Linked DNA regions of Homo sapiens: region 2 is linked to region 1. The links are chromatin contacts, found by Hi-C or POLR2A ChIA-PET in ENCODE. All regions are on one chromosome and are shown on one strand. The core of a region is the stretch at or near the end of the contact, and the rest is flanking DNA. Distances in the headings are between cores, read along the strand shown.

Evidence for each region. Hi-C counts contacts between places; a loop is a spot of excess contacts on that map. ChIA-PET counts read pairs that join two places held with the same protein, here RNA polymerase II (POLR2A). Pooled maps may share reads with other maps.
Region 2: a loop to region 1 is called in a map of Right ventricle myocardium inferior, with 2.9 times the contacts of the local background. The contact joins two enhancer-like sites. A Hi-C loop is called at or near these places in 4 of 168 maps with a recorded cell type or tissue (Right ventricle myocardium inferior, cardiac septum, right cardiac atrium and 1 more) and 2 of 50 pooled maps. POLR2A ChIA-PET finds 5 or more read pairs at or near these places in 1 of 52 experiments (Panc1).

What each region holds. Positions count from the first base shown.
Region 1 is chr2:144,995,121-145,001,043 of GRCh38, forward strand. All of the region lies in intron 3 of TEX41 (testis expressed 41), which reads left to right. Among named protein-coding and RNA genes, the nearest start is that of LINC01966, 120 kb to the left of the region's middle. Within about 2 kb of position 4,087, at least 4 of the 41 ENCODE cell types and tissues checked have a DNase peak (open chromatin) inside an H3K27ac peak, as active enhancers do.
Region 2 is chr2:145,063,785-145,069,270 of GRCh38, forward strand. All of the region lies in intron 3 of TEX41 (testis expressed 41), which reads left to right. The region is part of intron 3 of LOC100505498 (a long non-coding RNA gene); the gene reads left to right. Among named protein-coding and RNA genes, the nearest start is that of LINC01966, 180 kb to the left of the region's middle. Within about 2 kb of position 3,232, at least 7 of the 41 ENCODE cell types and tissues checked have a DNase peak (open chromatin) inside an H3K27ac peak, as active enhancers do.

The DNA.
Region 1 (5,923 bases), core at 2,837-5,336:
TACATACCTGCAACTAATTCTTTCCCTTATTCTTTTCTTTTCTTTTTTTTTTTTTTTTGGAGACAGAGTCTTGCTCTGTCACCCAGGCTGGAGTGCAGTGGTGCGATCTCGGCTCACTGCAACCTCCGCCTCCCAGGTTCACGCCATCCTCCTGCCTCAGCCTCCCGAGTAGCTGGGACTACAGGCGCACACTGCCACGCCTGGCTAATTTTTTGTATTTTTAGTAGAGACGGGGTTTCACTGTGTTAGCCCGGATGGTCTTGATCTCCTGACCTTGTGATCTGCCCACCTCACCCTCCCAAAGTGCTGGGATTACAGGCATGAGCCACCACACCCGGCCTTTTCCCCTTATTCTTTAAACAATAAAAACAAAACCACAAAATGCAAGTCAGTAATTAATATTGGTAGTGATCTAGATAATGAGAGTTTTTTAGTATAGTTACAAACGAAATATTTGAGTATGCTCTGTAGATGCTTCGTTGGTTTATAGCTTGTTGTTTCACATAATTGTGAAATAGTGAAACATTTATCATTGTGTTAAAGTTAGAGCTATTTGGCTATTTAAGAAATTTTAGAAAATGATGAAATAACTGTCTCATTCCAACTTGAGAAGCAGTTACTCAATGAGAATATGATACTGAAACCAATGAAAGTTAATGTGTGAGTGGTGAGATAACAAAAAAAAAGAAAAAGAAAAAACACAAGCCGAACAACAACAAAATATTATCCAATAATGTTTTAGCTACCAATATAGATTTTTCTATTGATATGAGTAGAGGGTGGGCATTTAAAGTCACTTTCACTTTCAGATCAATCCTATTTTGGTTTATTTCCAAATCCAAATAAAAACAATAAGGTTCACCTATTGGCCAGTGATTTATTAAAGAATCTGACGATGTATCTAGAACAACTTAGAAGGCTGTTTTATAGGGAGTTATTCTAAAGAAATTATTTGGAAGTTGTCCGTCTTGAATTTACAGCCAAAATTTTTATTCCCTTTGTGATCTAAGTGGAATAGATCCATCTTCTGCTCCAATTACTGGTCAATATGTCAGTCAGATCAAATGCCACTAATAAGATGCTAAAAAGTGCTTTTGAGGAACATAGGGATTTCTTTAATAAGGCGTGAAGTATTTTTTAATCCGTTTCTTCCTTGTTAAAAGCCTATGATTCTCACAGATTGTTCTGTCATGATGTGGTTTTGATCCTTTATGAGAAGGAAAAACACATGGTGGAATTCTGAAATATAAAGTTAAAAATTGAGTCCAGGTAGCCTCCTCAATAGCAGCCCTACTTGAAATCTTGCGTAATAACACGATCCCTTCTGGAAGTACTGTGACGAGCAAAATGGGGAAGATTTTTAAGGAAGCCTGTGAAAATATGTGGAAAACTCTTTTCTTTATGAATTAAATTTTCAGTACTTGCTTTTGACTTATAAAGAATTAGGTTTCTCATATTCTGAATAAAGTCCACAAACTCCAGAATACCAAACCAATGAGTAATCATGGGAACTCTATAAAAAAACAAAGATAATGTTGCCCTGGAGAAGAAACTGCCTTTTTTAAAAAAATTTATTTAATGTGAAATATCATTGCTTCAGGGCATAAAAGCAAAATGACCAATCTCTGAATATTTCCAGTTCCCTCATTTATCTCATTATTTATCAGTCTTTCTTCCCATCTGAGCACAGCAATTAAAATAAATTTAATTCCATCATAGCTAAATGGAATAGGTACAACAGTGAGAAACATCCTAAGAGCAATAGCAAGGGATAGAGATAGGTAGTGGGTGGTGACAAGATCATAGCCATCTGCCCGCTGCATGGAAAATGAATTGGAGAAGGGTTGGGGTGGGGGGGTGAAACTAGAACAGATAATGTACTATCACGGGCCTCTACATGTGGCACAGTGGTGGCTTGGATTAGGGTGGTAGAATTGGTGATAGAATTGAAATTGAAAAATACTTCATGAGTAAAGGTGTAAGGCATTATGTTGGGTTGGATATAGGGCCGGAAGTCATGAGCATTGCTTTATATTCTTCAGTAGATGGGAGATAATACTGGAAGCAGGTCAGGTTGGAGTGAAGAAGATATAGGGATAATAATAACAAGCTGGTTTGGGACATTTGGAGCATACTAAATCTTTTTCTCCTTTCTGTTCCATATTCCATCCACATTGTCATGTCCCCATAAAAGGTAAATAAAGAACCACCGAGGGTGTGACCCATATCACTCTATTTAATCTCAGACTGGCAGAAATATTAAAATTATATTTCCTTTATGTGTGTATGTGTCTATAACACACAGATAGACACACCTAGCTATGTACATCCCTATTCTGTCTGTGTAGCATCATGATGAAAACAAAACAAAACAAAATTCCGTATTTCTCAACATCCCATCACTGTTATGTTAAAGCATTGAAAAATTTCATCGTGGTGCTTTTCTCAATTAATATTTATAGAGTTGATTTTATGACTCTCTCAACAAAGTGACCAAAATATTAGTTATATTTACAATAGTTATAAATAAGTGCTTAGATCCAAAATCACACAGGAAAAGTCTTTGTCTTATTTTGTGTCATATTCTCCTTCCTCCTTGTCATTAAATAAAAATCTCAATAACTGTCATTTAACTAATGGTTTATATAGGGAGCCTTCTTCTTAGAATTGCCAATAGTCAAATAGATCTTGATAGCACTTAATTTTGAGTATTTGGGTGCAAGAAGTTCCACAAATGGCTTTTCTACTCATATTTTTAAGGGTTTCCTTCTCTCTTCCAGAGACTGTTTCTTCTGCGTGAACTGTAAAAGGACCTCTTATGCTTTATCTTCAAGCCCAGCAATGAATGTAAGGTTCAGAAAATTTGACAGATATCCCCCTCCACGACTTATCTTTTAAATGAAAAATAAATTTAAGAGCAATACCAAATGATTTTGACCAAGTTTGGAAAAAAATGTACTTGTTTAGATCTGTCTTTGCTGGCAAAATGATGGAAATTTGTGGTAAATATTTGAATACCATTAAGAAAACCTAATTTGAAGATTCAGGCTCTCATTGTCTACTATATGATGTGCCTGCTCCTTGGCAGAGCATTTAAAGTGTTCCATAGCATACCACCAGGCTACTCTTCTATCTTTATCCTTGTCCATGAGACAAATGAAACTGCTTGTCATTCTCTACTTTTCCTAATTATGTTCTCTAGACCTGAAATCTTTTGCTGTCTTACCAGATCACTTTCTTTCTCACCTTTCGTTCAAAACTCTCGTATTCAACACTCTCCAAATTTTGATGACTTTTCTTTCAAGGCCTGTCTCAAATGCTATTTCCACCATAACAGTGTTTTGCTATTTTTCTTAAGGCATTTTTCATAATTTGCTACTTTAACTTTGTAAAACTCATGCTTATTCCTGTATTTGTTACTCTGCTTATTGTAGTGACTTGCACATGTCATGCAATCAGTAAATATTTTTTGAATTAAGTTGAATCACCCCTGCTGACAACTCCTATTTACGTAAGACATTGGGAAATTATTCAAATCACAGAATCATCTTGTTTGCATCGACAAAGGTAGTCTACCGGGCTCTCTCCATTATATTGCCTCATTAGGCCTCATTCACCAAACATGAGTTGAACACCTACTAATTGCAGCATGCTGTGTTGCTCTGTCCTGTAAACAGGACCACGTATAATTACATAATCATACATCAGGAAAAATATATAATTATGTGCATCTCACATATTCAAAATAACTTTCTAAAATAAAATAATTAGACTAACTTGATATCAATTAAATCTTGTCCAAATAAAGACTGAATATTCAGCTTTGTTCAATCTCTTGTGAATGCTGATAAAGAGAGTCAATCTTTCCACTTGAGAAAAACAATTATCACATATCTAACCCAGGCACTCATTTATTCAATAATTTTCTCTACCAAAATTCATACGTAAAGAAAAATGTGTTTCATCTCAGCACCTTGGTTGGTTTTCAAAGACGCTTATTAGGATTTGGTTTCACAGTCTCTGATTTTAGATAGGTCTCTTAGGATTGGTTATAAGAGCTGAAGCCTCGGAGGCAGCAAACAATTGTGGAAAATCTGTGAAGTAATGTTGTCCTTGCAACATTTTCCGGCCTACTTTTCAGGACCCATGGGATTCAGATAAGCACTAAGTGTGTGTCCAAAAAAAACCACTGAGGTTTTTAAGCCACTGTCCATCCTTAGTATAACTTTTTCATGAAAAATTAACTTAATAGAATACACTCTTTTTCCATGATTAAAAAACTTAAGAGATCAGGGACTACCTGGGCATGTGTGATCTGACAATTCACTGTTTTAATTTAAAATGTCCAGGCAGTATTGCATTCATAAAATGACCGCACTGATATGTAAGCCAAAAAGCATAAGAAGTGCATTATGGGTAAGAAGTTTATTTTTGTTATTCTTTTGAAATCTTCAGCTGGTATTAAAAACAGATCTTTTGAGCTAGAACAACAGTCGTACAGGTAGACTTCCTACTTTTGGAAAAGATCTGGTCTTTAGCTTATGGGAACCGAGCCGAAGCAGATGTGAAAAGTTCAACTAAAGGAAGAACAGATTAAATGCACTTTTGTGGTTGAAAAACCAAAACAGATGTTATTATTAAACCACAGAAACCTGGGTGCATTTAAGTAACACTAGGTGTCTGAATTTTACATTTGTATTTAAAATAATTAAGGCATTTTAAAGCCACAGAGGCTATTGTGTGCTATCAAACTCTTAATGTTCAAATCAAAAAGTTTGCATATTAAAAAACTCTCAGAAATATTGAGTGTCTGCCATTGTGTTTGTCATCATCTGAAAATGAGAAAGAAAGCATCTGACAATTAAAAACAAAACCTTTTGGTGATGTTTACATTATTTTTCAAAAGCATTTTGAAACCATTCATTTGTGTACTTTTGTTTTTTACATCTTTAGATAGCAAGCAACCCTGAAATGTCTAGATTACTGTTTTTACAATGTAAATCTTAGAGAGATTAAGTCACAGAACAGAATTAAGATGTTGCCAATATATGAATTCACAGGCCGTTGTTCCACTAACTGGAATACTTCCCTACTCATGACAGCCTCTACCATGGGATACAAAATGGTGTGGGAAAGCAAATACAAATCAAAATTGTCCCACACATTCATGCCTACACTTTGATATTTAATTTTGAATTTCTCCATAAATTTTGTTCTAATATGCCCTCTCTCTACTTCAATCCAAAGAGGTTAAAAGTCCAAATCAAAAGCTGTTGTCCTGTGAAAAATCCTGTACTAGAGAAAAGCCAACAGAGAGAGAGGGGGGGTGGAAAAAGGAAAGGTAATAGTGATTCATTTCATAGTTAGATGCCCTCAATCATTAATCTAGATATGTTCTACACACTGGGCCAAAAGGGATGCATTTAGATAAAATGGACCTTAAGGATGTAATCTTTTACCTCTATTTGGAAAAATAAGTGTTGCATAATGTGGGATGATTTATGAAAGAGCTGGGAGGATGCCAAGCTTCTATATTATGTAGTCTTTGAGTATTGGAAGTGGAAGAATTTTTATTAATTATCCATTCCCATTGGAAGAATTCTCTTTTCCACTCTGGATCTCAAATTAGGAAGGAAATGAGGGTGACTTATAAATTGTTTTGGATTTTTTTTTTTTTCAAATCACACATGCTTTTTATCTCTACATGCTCTTTTAGAAAGTTCTCTGAGATGATCCTGACTCCCACCCCTGGTTCTCGCATTCTGCCACCCCCTCCTTGAGAATCCCAGCTTTTTAACATTCAAGGTGGGACTGACTACTTCTTCAGCTGATCACTCTAAGCTATTAATGATATGGCCAGACTGCTACAACCCCCATAATTTATACAAGACTTTGTATCATCATTTTGGTTACATGTTGAACT
Region 2 (5,486 bases), core at 1,982-4,481, 68 kb after region 1:
TCTCAGGTTGTTTTTTTTTTTTCTGAGCAACTGAGTAGATGATTGTTCATTTACTTAGATGGTGGCCACTATGGGAAGAAATCAATTGGTGCCATAAGTAAGCATTGAACTATTGCCAATGGTTCATCTGTGGCATGATTATGTTTTCAGATCTCTCCTGATCCAGTTATGGCTCTACTTTTGCTTATTAGTGCTCCACCATTTAGTTGGGGTCAAAACAAGTACAAAACAAGAATCTGACATGCCAGAGTGCCAAAAGAGAGAGAGAAAAAAGGAGAACTGGAAAGCATAAGATTGTAGGATTGAGAAGCAATGATTATGGTGTTTGTCTTTTTTTTTTTCTGGAATAGTTGCAACAAAGCATACGAGATGTTCTGCCCTTCTATAAGGAATGTAGAAAATATAATACAAGGGTTCTTTTAAATTCTATAATGTTCCCCATTTTTATTGATATTTTCCTAAAATGAAATAGAAATGAATAATGCAAATAACTTTTCTGATTGCAATTTTCATTTCTATTCCTCAAAATACAGTGCTTCACCCACAGCTGTATAATATTCATTGGCAAAATAAACAAATATAAGAAAATTTTCTGATTACCCTCTTCTCCTCACAGCATTTCCCTGATGTCTTTGGTAAAGGACTGCTTTATCTATGGCTTCATGTATGTTTGTGAGAAGGAATGTTGGTTGCAAGTATTTGAAAGTTGTGTGTTTACATTTAAATTTCCTTCGAAATTTCAGTCACACTACTTATGCTAGTTTATCTCAAAAAATACTCATAAGGTCACAGATATTGCCTCAGCTAAGATCCTCTGAGAATTTGAAGCCTCACTGGGTCTCAATGCCAAGAGAGTAATATTTGAATAGTTGATGTTGACTAATTCTACTACCTACCATACCATCTTTCATCCAACCAGCAACAAATTCCTAAAAAATACATTCTTTGCCAGTTCTGCCAAGATAAATATGCTTTTGCCTTAGGAAAGTTTTGCCAAAAGCAGGACATGTTGGTGAGAAGCCCTTATCAAAATCATCATCCCATTATTATAATCATTATCATCATCACATTATCATTGTCATCATGTCATTATCTTGGGGTGGGAGGCAAGAAAAGCTTGTGATAAGATGATACATTTCTTAGACACACAGAGTATTTCTACTCTGTTTTCCACACGTCTCATAGACTCTGTGCCTTGAGATCTTTTAATATGCATGTTCAGAGACTTGTGGTTATAATAAAGCGAAACTTAATTGATGTGCTGCAGTAATATGTAGCTCCAACTAACTCTTATAAAGTGACAGCCCATCTACAGAGAAAAATTCCAATCCTTAATTATTATTAATATAGCTATCTACGTGATTTAGCTCTGAAGCCATTTCAATGGGCATTGCATTTTCAATATAGGTCAATTAATTTCGTATTAGTTGCTGTTATTATGTTGCCCCAATTGACCTATTTCATATTTGCAAGGCTCCACTGTAGAGGAGAAAAAGACAACAGAGCAAACCTTTCCTTTTAAGCTGCTGTAATGTCCCATCTTTCTGGAATTGCATTCAGAGTAAGGATTTTGCATGAAAGGGTTTCAGGAAGTTACAAAACTCCTTTACATGGCCTGTTGGATCTGTGTACAATTTCTAGCACTACCCAGAATAAATACCAGGAGACTGGTGTGGTTTATAGAAGAGTTTATAGAGAAAAAAAATCCACCCACCAGCTCCCAAGCTGAGGATTACAACCAGGTCCCTGCTGCCAAGTTCTGTGTTTAGGTAAAGCATGAGAAAATCTGCCATTTTTTTTTAAATCACAAAAGGGTTTCTATAGATGGAGCGGTAAGAAGCTGACAGCTTTTTATGCATAAAAGGCAGCTGTTCCTTCTCAGGTAATATTATTAATAAACCCTAAGGTAATGTTTGCTCTGAAATATGTCTAATTGAAATAATTTACTCTGACCCTTGGAGGATTATGAAACTGTTTTCATCATGTTCACACACAGCAAAATAATTATGAGATGCCATATGGAAAAGCCATCATGTGGTAGATGTCTTTCTGAATCTATATTTTTGAAATGTTTCTCACAGATAAATCATATAGCTAATTTACAAAGTAGAGGTGAGCAGTCCCTTTTCCATGTGGAGATCTGATGTGAAATGTTTGCAGACCCAGAATATTAACAGGGGCGTTGACATCAGTAATTACTATAGTTACGAGACATTTTTCACAAAGTATTATGAGAGCAATACTTAGTTATACAGGGAGAAAAAAGCATGGGACTTTTTACATCGTGTATGAAATATGTAGGTACCGACAGTCTCAGAAAACAGTGTGGGCACATTGGTGACTGAGGTGCTTTTTGCCTGTAGCATAAAATCTGTCTGGAAAGTTCCAGCAATTTCCACTGAGATAGCACATTTGGCAAGATGAGGCTGAGTGTGGTATGTAAGGACTTTCGGGAAAACTTGTCAGCTTTCACAGGGAAAGGTCCAAGTGTTTATGGGAACTATGAAGTGGTGTTGGGTGGCTCTCAAAGGGATCTGTGGGGTCACTGGGGACAGACGTTTGAAAGCTTTTTGATGGAAGCTCTTCTGAACTTATCAAAATGGTTAAAAGTCTGGCAGTGAGTCTCATGAGAGCAGACTTTCTTGTGAAATTTCTGGTATGGTACTTTCCTGCCGGGGTGAGAACATCTTAGGAGGACAGACTTTCTCATCATATTTTAATTCTTGGGATCTGTGTCCCTGCTAAACCCAGGAAATGGAGAATCACAGGAAACGGCATTACTTTTCAACCTCTGGGAAGTTAAGATCAGATTTCTCTAGATTTTCAACTGTTTAAGTAAATCAGCTTGCCTAACTTCCTGGCCATCCCCCCTCCCACCAACATAAAAAAGGTGGGGCACAAGAAAAAAAGGGAAAGACAAAAAAGAGGATTTTTGAAAAGTGTAATTTACTTTTCCATAAGTTCCCAGTTTCTACAGACTTCCATCAAACAAGAAAATCAACAAGGTAGTAAATTATAGCTTGTTAACCCTGTTGTACTTAAAACAGGGTTAACCCTGCCTGCTTTTTCTTACCGCTCCCTCAGGGGTATCAGAAGCCTCTTTGACCCTTTGTGTTGTCAGTTATGTGAGGGATCTCCAGCTGCCCATTATTGGATTTCAGAGAACTTGGTCACAGTTGCAACAAATGAGCATTTTCTTCTTCTAACAGCTCTTTTGAGGCAGACACTGGGATGTGGATCATGAGTCCGGTCAGTCAGTGTCATCTCACAATTAGCTAATAGTTGGCACATGGAAAGCCTAGTTCCAATCCCCATGGGTCCTTGCGGGAGCCTCCCATTTGTTTACAGCCTCATTTTACTTCCATTCTCAGCATTCAGTTATCCTTAAACTTTCAAAGAAAAACAAATTTACATAAAAGCTCATGTATGTGTATATGATCTACAAATATTTACAAGGTTACTTTAGAAATGCATGACAGAAATTTTTTCAGTTTTCCAAAATTGCAGTCTACCTTCCAAAACAGAACATGGGATTTAAAAAAGAAATAGTGAAATGCAAAACTGGAAACCTGACAAAACTATGAAACTGCTGCTATTTTCTAATATATTTCAGGTCAAATCCTTGTACTTCCCATTTTTAAACAACTGCCAAATCTTCATTTTTGTATCTACTAGACATCTGTGCTATTGGTTAGCACTATTTCTAGCTATTGTCTGTCCTAAAATAAAGGTAACATATTTTCTGTGATTTATAGTCTATCATTATCATAGTGCAGCCTCTGAATGCATGAACTAGAGATTTATTGCACACTCATGTCTTATACCAGACTCATGTAATAGAGGAAAGGTAAAATGTCTTGGCTTGTTGAGGGCTCCCTTCTTCAAGTAGTTGTCTTTTTGGTGAGGGGTGTGCAGCTTGATTAAACTACGTCACGAAGGTCATTGACCAAACGTTGTCTTTAATAGTTTCCCATAACGTGTATTCCTCATAGGGAGCTTTTCTCAGCTCAGGTTATTTCCACCAATGTTCTCAAACCAAAAGAATGGTCTTTGCAGTAAACCGACAAATTCCCACATTTCATCCTTTATCTCACACGTAAGTGATGACAGCATTTATATTTCTTCTGCTGTCTGGGCCAAGAACAACTGGATTAATGAGCCTATCTCTTTTTCATAAGTGCATTATACTCTCTCTTTGACCTTCTAAGCATGGGAATTTTTGATTTTATAAGACTGATTAAAGAGGAGAATTCCCCATCCCCATGCCACTGTTCTTCTCTTCACATTTCCCCCCCTAAATGGCCAGCCATCAACGAGGATGTATTCAGTAAATATACACACAGACATATACACTCTATGCACACTTTCACATCAACTGGAATGTAGTGTCTATAGCAAAGGTATAAAGCAAAATTTGCTGTAGGATTGCTTTCTTATGTTATAGCACACTCCACAACACTTTTTGAAAGACACTATCACAAAAAGATAAACTGCACAAGTATTTCAAGAAATATATTAGCTAACACTAAATGTATAAAATTTAGGAAAGATAATCTGACACCCAATTTCCTTTTCAGAAATATATTGGTGATATTTTCATGTGTTCTTACCCATTATTGTTTATTAATATTGTAGTTCCTGAATCCTGATTATATTTTTATATGTGAATGGCTGATAACTATGTAGGAACAGAAACATGAGAATATGGCTAAATTCACAAAGCCAGAAGCAAACTACTGCTTCTTTCATATCCTTCATTCAGGCACCGCACTGCTTATAAATTTTTATTTTGGACTCAAGAATCTCATTATGAGGTCAGTATTTTCCTCCTATTTTTATTCCAGTGAAATTTAGCTGATGCTAAGGCAATGAATTGATTATGTCCTAAAAGAGAATGTTGCCAGAGGGCAGTTTCTCAAGACATTGCTAAGTGCACTTGGCTGTTGAGTAATTAGGCTTCCTGTTCTCAGAGCATCAGAACAAGCAAATGAGAGTTGCCTTAAGGTTTCCTTGTTTAGAACATCACTTATTTTGGCCATTTCAGAATCAGGTAAAATCCTTTCTGGTAAAACTTAAACAGTCAGGCAAATTCGTTTATTCTATTAGAGTATCATTTAAATGAAAATATCCCTAGAAATTTCATTTTTCCTCATTTTTTCTCCATTTGACAAGAACAGAAAAAGGAGCTGGTATCTAACCACTCATAAGTTAATTGCAAATGAAAAAGAGGACTTGGAACTGAAGTATCAAGAAGGAGGCTGGGTCTTTTCCCAAATCCCTAGTTTTACTAAGAATCTGTCAAATAGGGAAATCCCATTTTGCTATCCTACAGGGATCTCATAATGAACACATATAAAGAGGAATTTTAAAATTCTTGTCTCCAAACTGTTTCTTCCTTTATCTAGTGCATTTCAATAAATTATGCCATGATCTATGAAGTTGCTTAAAATAAAAAAAAAAACAAGTACTCTCCTTGATTCCTCCCT